Linked DNA regions of Homo sapiens: region 1 is linked to region 2. A link is an interaction called in ENCODE POLR2A ChIA-PET data of the cell type or tissue named here. Cell type or tissue: GM12878. All regions are shown on one strand. Links, peaks and the distances in the headings refer to the core of each region. The heading gives the core; the rest is flanking DNA.

Evidence for each region. ChIA-PET counts read pairs that join two places held together with the same protein. Peaks named below come from ENCODE experiments on the same cell type or tissue, not always from the same donor. Only the 100,000 strongest peaks of a DNase experiment are listed, where the experiment ranks them.
Region 1: POLR2A ChIA-PET joins it to region 2 with 7 read pairs; 2 of 35 experiments call an interaction of 5 or more read pairs at or near these places.

Annotation. Positions count from the first base shown.
Region 1 is chr16:75,572,912-75,578,094 of GRCh38, reverse strand. GABARAPL2 (GABA type A receptor associated protein like 2) reads right to left here. Exons shown (of 4, transcript NM_007285.7): 4 at 214-816. The coding sequence ends at 726. Among named protein-coding and RNA genes, the nearest start is that of GABARAPL2, 9.1 kb to the right of the region's middle. RefSeq lists a silencer at 1,572-1,651. In GM12878, for the core only: no CTCF peak of the experiment used is centred there; no DNase peak of the experiment used is centred there; H3K27ac peaks cover 2,192 bases.
Region 2 is chr16:75,216,375-75,222,846 of GRCh38, reverse strand. CTRB1 (chymotrypsinogen B1) reads right to left here and starts at 3,859. Exons shown (of 7, transcript NM_001906.6): 1 at 3,788-3,859; 2 at 1-79. The coding sequence starts at 3,839. RefSeq lists an enhancer at 4,242-4,321. In GM12878, for the core only: no CTCF peak of the experiment used is centred there; no DNase peak of the experiment used is centred there; H3K27ac peaks cover 511 bases.

The DNA.
Region 1 (5,183 bases), core at 1,184-5,183, 360 kb before region 2:
GTGTATACCTTTTTGTATTGTCCCGATACCTCAAACATGTGAACATATTAGTTATTCAAAACAATGTCTCTCCTCATGACCCTGGCCATGGCTTCCCGACCCAGGATGTGCGGCCATGACCTCCACAAGCCCTCTTCCTGGTCTGGCAGATGTAGGAGCCACTTCTCTGGCCCATCCAAATGCGGGTGAATAAAGGACATGGCCACAGTACAATGCCTTTATAAGAGAATTTTTATTGTTAATTATTTACCTTAATAGTTTCAGAAAGAGGAACAAATTAGCTCAGTCCAACATGATTGGCAGTTGGCATATTCTAGTGAAGCAAGTGTTCTGACTGCTAAGGATTTAATTTGGATAATTTTAATACTTAGCCATCTAACACTTCAAGCATAACCCAGAATAAATGCATCACCTTCCCTTTCACTTTAATACCGCACCTACCTCACTTCGATATAGAAATATCATTCAATATGATTTCCAGAAGGACAAGTTTCCTGGAGAATACAGGCATGAGGACAATGCACAAAAAGAAAAACTCAAAATAAAACTCTGTATGATAATTTACTAGTCTAAGGAAACAAAACCTTCCAATATATTAAGAAATAAATCCAGTTACAAATGCACTAATAGGTCTATGTGAAGAGGTTCTGGTATAATAACTGAAAATGGCTGGCTATTTACAAGATACACAAGCAGTTACGGTGCACCTAGCCCAGCAATGGCCCTCAGAAGCCAAAAGTGTTCTCTCCGCTGTAGGCCACATATAAGAATCCATCTTCATCTTTTTCCTTCTCGTAAAGCTGTCCCATAGTTAGGCTTGAAAGAGAAAAACAAAAACGTCATTGAAAATTGGAGTCCAGGTTTCAGGAGAAAAAGGATGGCCTGAGGACAGGAATTTAGTAAGACTTCAGGTGTCAGTACCTGCTGTGTGCTTATAATCCTGTTTTAAAGCAAGAGAAAGGAGCCATAAAAAGATTAAAATAAATGAAGTCTGCAGAAGGCAAAGCCATTTGACATCCTCCCAAGTAAATCCTTTAAAGCAGCCAGCTCCTTCAGGGGGCTTTGGCTGGCTAACACATGGATGCCTCTTAAATGCCAAGGACAAGGGAAGAAACTAAGCAAAATGAAGAACCTGAAAGGCTCACCTCTGTGTGGGTAAAGGACCCTAGCAAAGAAGAGTAGTTTGGGTTCATTCTCATGGAATCTCCCCAGCTAAACCGCTGTGCCCCAGGGTGCCCACATGGTGTATCAACATCATCAAAGAGAAGTTATTTTCCTCACACTTAATGCAAAAAGCTCTAAATGTATCTGGGATCCAAAGAAGCCTGCCCAACCTCCCAAAGAACCCTCCAAAAATAGATACTCTTCAAACTAAACGTGTGTGGGTAGAAAAGCTGGCTTTCCCTAAGCAGTAAAACAGACTGCGCAGTGGAGACCTAATCTAGTTCTGTGCCATGAAACTGAGTTGGACCAGCTCCAGAGTAAGACTAGTAACACCTGGATCCCTATGCAAGCTCTGCCCCGTGACTGTACTCTCTGAGATGAGAGGAAGTGCAAATGTGTTAAGACCATGAGTGAAGGGATCAACCAGAAACAGTGGTAAGATGCTCAGTCTGAGACATCTGAGGTCACTAGCCCAGATAGGTAAGTCACAACAGATCCTTAAAAGGGGAACTCATAAACCAAGAGCCAGTGGGGAAGATAAGGAGTCCAAGGCCTCAACCTGAGGAAACAGTGACTGCCCCACTTGCTGCTTTGCTCCTCAAGGGCTGAGTGGAACCTCCATGTAAACATGGACAAATACCACATTTATGAAGGGGGAGGTTTTGAGTTTTTTTCCTGTTCTTCCTGCCCCATTTGCAAGCTTAGCTCGGATGGCTGTGTGGGTAGATGAGAATTATTAAGTAACAATGTGGGGGAGGTCTGAATTTGAATATGAAAGAACCTGTCATCAGCATCTTGTACAATAAAAACGGTGCTCCCTGTGAGGACCTCTTAGCCTGGAATTTGTAAAATAAGGACTCCCTGGAACAGAACTGTTCAATAGAAATCTCTGCTCTGATTGAAATGTCCTGTATCACTGCCACAGCAGCCACTAGCTACATTCAGCACTTGAAAGTCTGGCTCGTGTGAATTGGGATGTGCAGTGTAAAACATAAACAAGGCTTCAGACTTAGTATGAAAATGCAGCAAAATAGCTCAATTTTGATTACATGTTGAAATGATAAAATTATGGATATACTGGGTCAAATAAAATATATTAAGTGGATCACCTGAGGTCGGGAGTTCAAGACCAGCCTGACCAACATAGTGAAACCCTGTCTCTACTAAAAATACAAAAGTAAGCCGGGCGCGGTGGCTCACACCTGTAATCCCAGCAGTTTGGGAGGCCGAGGCGGGTGGATCACAAGGTCAGGAGATTGAGACCATCCTGGCTAACAACGGTGAAACCCCGTCTCTACTAAAAAATACAAAAAATTAGCTGGGCGTGGTGGCGGGCACCTGTGGTCCCAGCTATTCAGGAGGCTGAGGCAGGAGAATGGCGTGAGCCTGGGAGGCGGAGCTTGCAGTGAGCCGAGATCGTGCCACTGCACTCCAGCCTGGGCGACAGAGCGAGACTCTGTCAAAAAAAGTATCCAGGCATGGTAGTGCACGCCTGTCATCCCAGCTACTCGGGAAGCTGAGGCCGGAGAATCGCTTTAACCTGGGAGGTGGAGGTTGCAGTGAGCCAAGATCGTGCCATTGTACTGCAGCCTGGGCAACAAGAGCAAAACTCTGTCTCAAAAAAAAAAAAATTAATTTCAACTGTTTTTATTTTTTTAATGTGGCTACTAGAAAATTCTTAAATTACATATGTGGCTTGCATCCATTTCTACTGACAGCACTGCCCCAGAACAAGACTTAGGGGGCAGTGGGTAGAGGGAGGAACAACGCCTGCAGCCGTGGGTCTCAGCCTTGGCTGCACATCAGAATCTTACTTTAAAGAGAGCTTTAAAAACATCTCTGTGCCCAAGCCCTACCCCAGACCAATGAAATCATCACTATGTTTTGTTTTGTTTTGTAAAGACAGAGTCTTGCTCTGTCGCTTGGGCTGGAGTACAGTAGCAGGATCTCGGTTCACTGCAACCTCCACCTTCCGGTTCAAACAAGTCTCATGTCTTAGCCTCCCAAGTAGCTGGGATTACAGGTGCATGCCACCACGCCTGGCTAATTTGTTTTTGTTTTTGTTTTTAGTAGAGGTGGGATTTCACCATGTTGGCCAGGCTGGTCTTGAACTCCTGACCTCAGGTGAGCCACCGTGTCCGGCCTCATCAGTATATTTTTAAATGCCAAAAATGATTCCATATGCAGCCAGGTTGCAAAGGGAAATGCCTGACCTTTTGTTGGGGGGGAGAAGGGAGGGTCATCTTTAAAAGCTATGTGATTAGGAAGTAGAGTGACAAGCCAGGAAGTGAAATGACAAGCCAGAAACTAGCAGAAGGGCTTGAACATGTAGCTGAGTCTCCCAAGATTTTTACCCTGGTGGTTGAGAATGCCCAGAGAGTAACCCCATTTTTCTCTGAAACTCCTCAGAATGAGGCTAATGGGAAAACAACTACAGCTACTGCCACAACTCTTTACCCCATTTGTCCAAGTGTCCAGGGTGATCTTGATGACAACTGTCGTAACATCTCCCCGCTGCCACTACCAGATGGGTTTAGATGCAGTAGCAGACATTGTGTGCAATTCAGAGTCGCCCCATAGTGTCTCTGTCAAGTTTGGTTCCAAACAGACTAAGTTCTGCTCTTTTCCTAGCAAGTTAGAAGCCCTAGTACAATGATTCTAAATCCCGCTGCTACATTAGAAACATTTGAAGAGCTTCGTAAACACCAGCAGCCCACCCCCGGGCCTGTGTATGCTATCCAGGGTGAACAATAACCACTGGACCGCTACTGTTGAAGGCAGGTCGTGAGACTCTGAGCCCTGACTCTTGGCAGGACAGGAGGCCCACAATCATGTGGCTTTCATTCCTTTCTGGCTTTAGATTCCATTGTCTTTTAAGTAAAACTTGGGTTCATTAATTTGTTTAAGCAGTGCCCTAGTAGCTACAGAAGCTGATAGTAAAAATCCTAACTATAATGGCAACACATGTGCCAAGCACTGCTTATACATTACATGTATTAACTCTTTATCCTCAAAACAATCTCATGAGGTAGATGGTACCATAATCCATAGTTCCTAGATAGGAAAACTGAGGCACAGAGATTCTAAATTCACTCCAGGTCACAAAACTAGGAGACCACCAAGCTTTGCTGCCTCCAAGTGATTAGACAGCTAGATCTGCTCTGATGACCTAACATTAGAGTCCTTGTACCTTCTGCAGAGATCTTCCTTAGAACAGTGCTTCTCATACAAATGTTGGTACCAACCATCGGAACATCAAGCTCCCAGGTAAGGCGACTGCTGCCAGTCTCTGCATCACATGCTGAGTAGCAAGGTCTTAGGGCTCTCTCCTTCCCATCTTGTAATTTGACAGTTAGATGCCTCAGTGCGTAAGAACTTAAGAATCCAACAATTTCTCCTTTTCTGACACACAACCTCATGTGGAAACTTAGTTGGCAGTAGCACTGTGTCCTTATAGTCAGGATACCCCTTGGGCAAGGAACTTGGTAACTGAATGCTCAATGCTGAACATGCACCTAATTTTGAGGCTTCACTGGGTGCCATGAAGCAAGACTGATTTGAAAACAGCACTTACGGGATCTGACTGCATACATGCAGAGTCAGAATAATTTGGCCTGCAGCCAAAATGAGCTGGGCCACAAACAGACTTAAAAAAAATTAACTCATTTTTGTAAAGTCCCATTAAATGGATATGCAAATGGAAGTGCAGGGAGACAAAATGTGACCCTTGCTAGCAGAGAGTCTATTAGCAGAAGGCTGGTGTGTCAGTTTGGGACACATTCCATAAACCTCTGAGAAGTTAAACTTCCCCCTCAGAATTTGGAGGCCTGAGCTATACACAGCACTGAGCAGGCCACTGCTAGGATGCCTGAGGATCCTGCAGCACAGAGGCAGCTCTAATGCATCTATCCAGCTAAGCTGCACAGGCTTGCTGGATGCCCTGACAACTCGCAAGTAGCACTGCAGCTCCAAGGCTTGCTGCCTAAGTTGCTGGGAGGTGGCTGTAGAGAACACCTGAA
Region 2 (6,472 bases), core at 1,382-5,381:
GAGCCGGGGACGGCGTCCTCCCCATTCACGATCCTGGACAGGCCGCTGAGCACAGGGTGGATGGCGGGGACCCCGCAGCCTGGGGGGGAGTGGGGTGAATAAGGGCTGAGGCCCCAAACCCACCTGGGCCTCACCTGCCTGCGTGCAGCTCTCCCGGTTCTACCCCAGTCCACTGAAGCCAGCTCAGGACCTCCCTGGCACATGCCGCCTCCGCCTCCCTGGTCCCCAAGTCTCTAGGCTCAAACGTTCCCAACTCTCGGCCTGCTGGCTCCAGTCATCCTTCCAGGATGCAGAGCGTCATGTCTCCTCCTACCTGGGGCCTGTCCAGCCTGAAGAAGCAGAAAACAGGCCGGGCTGTAAGACTGCCTGGGCTCAGCCTCGAGGACACACTTTCCTTGCCGTGTGACCCTAGACCGGGCAGGGCAGCACTCAGGCCTTGGTGTCCTCAGCTATAAAAAGGGCAGCAGAACCACGTGAGCTCCACTGGCCCACGTGCCTTTGTTAGACTGGTGGCGAGAGGGGAAGTGGGAAGAAAATCTGATAACCCCAAGTCCACCAGGAATCTGGGGCTCTGACAATTTGCAGACGGGAGAGTGAAATGGCACCGTGGACCCTGGGTGGGCAGGTTGAATTCCACAATTTCAGGAAACATTGTGTAAAGTTTGGGTTTCTCTTTTTTTTTTTTCCAGTTAGGGTCTTGCTCTGTCACCCTGGCTGGAGTGCCGTGGTGTCATCATGGCCCACTGCAACCTCAAATTCCTTTTTTTTTTTTTTTTTTTTTTCTTTTTGAGACAGTCTTGCTCTGTTGCCCAGGCTGGAGTACAGTGGCACAATCTTGGCTCACTGCAAGCTCCGCCTCCTGGGTTCACGCCATTCTCCTGCCTCAGCCTCCCGAGTAGCTGGGACTACAGGTGCCCGCCACCAAGCCCAGCTAATTTTTGTATTTTTAGTAGAGACGGGGTTTCACCGTGTTAGCCAGGATGGTCTCGATCTCCTGACCTTGTGATCCACCCGCCTCGGCCTCCCAAAGTGCTGGGATTACAGGCGTGAGCCACCGTGCCCAGCCTTGCAACCTCAAATTCCCGGGCTGAAGCAATCCTATTGCCTTGATCTCCCAACATGCTGAGATCACAGGCATGAGCCCCCATATATCCGGTCTTGGTTTCTTATTTAATAAAACTGGACTTTGGCCAGCACAGTGGCTCACGCCTGTAATCCTAACACTTTGAGAGGCCAAGCGGGGTGGATCACCTGAGGTTGGGAATTTAAGACCAGCCTGGCCAACATAGTAAAACCCCATCTCTACTAAAAATACAAAAATTAGCCGGGCATGGTGGCACAGGCCTACAATCCCAGCTACTTGGGAGGCTGAGGCAGGAGAATCGCTTGAACCTGGGGGACAGAGGTTGCAGTAAGCTGAGATCGTGCCACTGCACTCCAGCCTGGGTGACAGAGCCAAACTCCATCTCAAGAAAAAATCAAAACAAACACAGCTGGACTTTACTTCCACACCATAAAATGGCACATTGGAAGCAGAAAACAAAACAATGAAAATAGTCAGGTGTTCCACACACGCCCACCATGCCTCTGCTATGTCAGGACCAGATTCTCGACTCCTGTGCGCGGGCCAACCCAACAAACTGGGCTTTACATTTGAGCACACCCGCGTCCCTCAGACCAGCTGTCCCCTTCTGGGGTCATATTCGCCTGCTTACAAGGCAGCCCCTGCGTCTCCTGCCCACAGGAACACAGGCAGGCAAGGTGCCTCCCTGACGTTTCAGAGCATCAAAAACTGGTATTGTAATAGCAAAAAAATGAGAAAGAGCACGTTGGAAGGCCGAGGCAGGTGGATCACAAGGTCAGGAGTTCAAGACCAGCCTGGCCAATATGATGAAACCCTGTCTCTACTAAAAATACAAAAATTAGCTGGGGTGGTGGCTCATGCCTGTAGTTCCAGCTACTCAGGAGGCTGAGGCAGGAGAAATGCTTGAACCTGGGAGGTGGAGGTTGCAGTGAGCCGAAATCATGCCACTGCACTCCAGCCAGGGCGACAAGTGTGAAACTCCATCTAAAAAAATAAATAAATAAATAAGAGAACTAGATGGTGGCATACTCACACAACAGAGCACGCATTATAAAAATGCAGGTGAATGAGCTGAAACTCCACGTCAACATGCAGGAAGTGAGAAGATTTGAGTAGGGAAAAAGCACATTGTTGTAGAATGGAGGTAGAATGGAGTATTAGTTACATCAGCCAGGCACAGTGGCTCACACCTGTAATCCAGCACCCTGGGAGGTTGAGGTGAGCAGATCACTCGAGCACAGGATTTCGAGACCAGCCTGGACAACATAATAAGACCCCAGGTCGGGCATGGGGGCTCACGCCTGTAATCCCATCACTTTGGGAGGCTGAGGTGGGCGGATCACTGGAGGTTAGGAGTTCAAGACCAGCCTGACCAATATGGTGAAACCCCATCTCTATTAAAAATACAAAAATTAGCCAGGTGTGGTGATGCATGCCTGTAATCCCAGCTACTCAGTAGGCTGAGGCAGGAGAAATGCTTGAACCCAGGAGGCGGAGGTTGCAGTGAGCCAAGATCACGCCACTGCACTCCAGCCTGGGTGACAAGAGTGAAACTCTGTCTCAAAGAAAAGAAAAAAAAATAACAAAAAAAACCTCCATCTCTACAAAACAAAACAAGTTTTTAAACTTAGCGTGCCTGTAGCGCCAGCTACTCGGGAGGCTATAGTGGGAGGATCACTCGAGCCCTTGAGTTTGAGGCTGCAAACTCACACTACTGCACTCCAGCCTGGGTGACAGAGTGAGACCCTGTCTCAAAACCAAAACCAAAACCAAAACCAAAAACAGGATAGAATACCGTTCCATTGATGTAACCTTTTTGAAACCTTATGTATAGATGTATAAAAATATGTAGTACAATTGTATAAGCTCACACTGCAATTATTCATAGAAAGTTCAGAATCAAGCTCACATTCCAGAGAGGGAAGGAGGGAGAAAAGGGAAGCCTGAGTACAATCTGTTTTAGAAATATCTGAAGCAAATGTGCAAAAAGATTTGCTGAATTCTGACAGTAGATACAAGGATGTCATATTCTTTTCTGTATTTTCTTTTACTATTTCTCTTTTAAAAAATAGAAAACACGGCTGGGCACAGTAGCTCATGCCTGTAATCCCAGCACTTTGGGAGGCCGAGGCGGGGGCATCACCTGAGGTCAGGAGTTCAAGACCAGCCTGGCCAACGTGGTGAAAGCCCGTCTCTACTAAAAATTAGCCAGGGTTGGTGGTCCATGCCTGTAGTCCCAGCTGCTCGGGAAGCTGAGGCAGGAAGATCATTTGAACCCAGGAGATGGAGGTTGCAGTAAGTGGAGATTGCACCATTGCACTCCAGCCTCGGCAATAGGAGTGAAATTCTGTCTCGAAAAAAAAAAAAGAAAGAAAGGAAGAAAATGCTTGACAAGTACCCAGCACAATAAAAACCCCGGTGGAGGCCTTGGGAGGTCTCCTGGGGCCACACCTTACCCTGCACAAGGCACCCCCACCCCAGCCACTTCTGGAGCCTCAGACCATGGCAGAGACCAGCATCGTCCTTCCCACTCCTGGAGCAGGTTGTGTGGGCTCAGAAAGCCCCAGAATGCACCCTCTCCTGAGCCCTCAGGTTACCTGTGCTGGGGATGAGGCCCCAGGGGGCAGAGCAGGGGACTCAGATCCCCCTCTCAGCCAGGCTCAGGGCTCCCTCAGGACAGACCCCTCGGGCACCAGCACTCACCAAAGGCGGCCCCCACAAGGGAGAAGCAGGAGAGGAGCCAGAGGGAAGCCATGCCGCTGCCTCAGAAGGTGTGGGGCCTGCCAGCTGCGGGGCCCCTTTTACCACCTTGGGGGGGCAGGGAGCCCAGCCCCCCCCGCTCCCCCAGCCAGGGAGGCCTGAGCCCACCCTCCCTGTTACCCAGGGACCTTGGGCAATAAGTGGAGACAGAGCCCCGCCTGGCTCTCTACCAGACAACCCCAGTCCCTGGGAAAGGGGCAGCTGCGCTGACATCACCGGTCAGCCTTGGGGACATGATCCCACAGAGCCAGCTGTGAGCTGCAGTATCCCTGCCAGGAGACGGCACCAGGCTCTTCTGTTCCCAGAGGGGAAGTGGAGGCAGTTCCACCCCAGGGCTCGTGGAGGACCAGCTGCTGTCATGGAACCAGGTCTCCGGGAACTCAGGCTCTCAGTGAAGGGTGTTTCCGCCTAACACTGTCCTAGAAGCAAAGGGTGACTCAGGGCATCGTGGATTCTCCAGAGTGTCACTGCAAGTCACCAGTGAAGCCAAGCCACTTCTGACTGTGGCGAGGGTCTGGGTGACAAGGACCAACCCGCTGGTGGCCGTAACAGGTGGGCAAAGCCACTGACACGCGTCCCACCTGTGCTGTAGAACCCAACAGAATTCACTTTTTCTGCAATGACTCATGATATAAGGAACTAATCATTTCATAAAGTTTCAGTTTCTTACAAAATGGAACTTGGATTCCGCACCATAAAATGACACAGAAAACAAACTTTTTAAGATGGAGTCTCACTCTGTCACCCAGGCCGGAGTGCAGTGGCGCAATTTCAGCTCACTGCAGCCTCCTCTTCCCGGGTTCAACTGATTCTCCTGCCTCAGCCTCCCAAGTAGCTGGGATTACAGGTGCCCACCACACCCAGCTATTTTTTTTTTTTTTTGAGATGGGGTCTTGCTCTGCTGCCTAGGCTGGAGTGCAGTGGCACAATCTTGGCTCACTGCAGCCTCCACCTCCCAGGTTCAAGCAATTCTCCCACCTCAGCCTCTTGAGTAGCTGGGATTACAGGCATAGCACCAAACCTGGCTAATTTTTATATTTTTAGTAGAGACGGGGTTTCACCATGTTGGCCAGGCTGGTCCCAAACTCCTGATCTCGGGTGATCCACCTTCCTCGGCCTCCCAAAGTGCTGGGATTACAGGCGTTAGCCACCGCACTTGGCCAATTGTTGTATTTTTAGTAGAGACAGGGTTTTACCACGTTGGCCAGGCTCCTCTTGAGCTCCCGGCCTCAGGTGATCCTGTGGCCTTGGCCTCCTAAAGTGCTGAAATTACAGGCGTGAGTCACTGCGCCTGTCTGAAAATAAATTTTGAGGAAGCAGAAAAACTTTTTTCATTGTCACAAAACAAGGAGGAAAGACAGGTGTGGGTGACAGGTCGGTGACTGGGCAGAAAGTGAAGGCCAAGGGATCCTCAGCACCCTGTGGGCAGATATTCAGGGGACAGAGCCCGCAGCATCCCTGCCCTTATGGGCCTGAGACGCTCATGACAGACACACACGACACAGATGAGCATGTAATATAGTGACCACAGTCACCTGGGGCAAGGCTGGACAGGACAGGCTGTACTGCATTTCCGGACGATGAGGGTATGAAAGTAAGACACAGTGGGTGGATGGTGTTTCCATGGAAGGCCTTGGGCTCTGTGGTCAGCGGGCCAGGTCACCTTGGCATTTAGAATATCCCCTCCCCACTCCCACCGCTGCTGGAGAATGCACAACTATAAAGCAAAACTAAACTTATATACTAAAGAGAAAATTTCAAAAGTTCACATCACCATGTTACCCTTTTTTTTTCTTTTTCCCCTGAGACAGAGTCTTGCTCTGTCGCCTAGGCTGGAGTGCAGGGGTGTGACCTCAGCTCACTGCAACCTTTGCCTCCCAGGTTGAAGCGATTCTCCTGCCTCAGTCCCCCCAAGTAGCTGGGATTACAGGCGTCTGCCACCATGCCCAGCTAATTTTTGTATTTTTAGTAGAGATGGGGTTTTGCCATGTTGGCCAGGATGATCTCCAACTCCTGACCTCAAGCGATCCAGCCACCTCGGCCTCCGAAAGTGCTGGGATTACAGGCGTGAGCCAGCACACCAGGCTGATAGCTACAATTTAAAGAAACAGAAAATAACAAGTGTGGGATGTGGAAAAACTGGAACCCTCATACATTGCTGCTGGGAATGTAAAATGGTGAAGCTGCTATGCAAACAGTTCGGCATGGCTGGGCACAGTGGCTCACGCCTGGAATCTTGGCACTGTGGGAGGCCAAGGTGGGAGGATCACTTAAGCCAAGGAGTCCAACACCAGCCTGGGCAACAAAGTGAGACCCCATCTCTACAAAAAAATTTAAAAAAAACAACATTAGCTGGGCATGGTGGCGTGGTGGCATAGTCCCGGCTACTCAAGAGGATGAAGTAGGAGGATAACTTGAGCCTGGGAGATCGAGGCTGCAGTGAGCCGAGATCCAGCCTAGGCAGCGGAGCAAGGCCTTGTCTCAAAAAAAAGAGTAAAAAGAAGTGCAAAGAAAACAGTTTGGCAATTCCACAAAATAAACAGAGTTACCTCATGACCTGACAATTCCACTCCCCCTAAATAAAAGGACTTAAGCAGACACTCGCACACCAGTGTTCACAGCAGCACT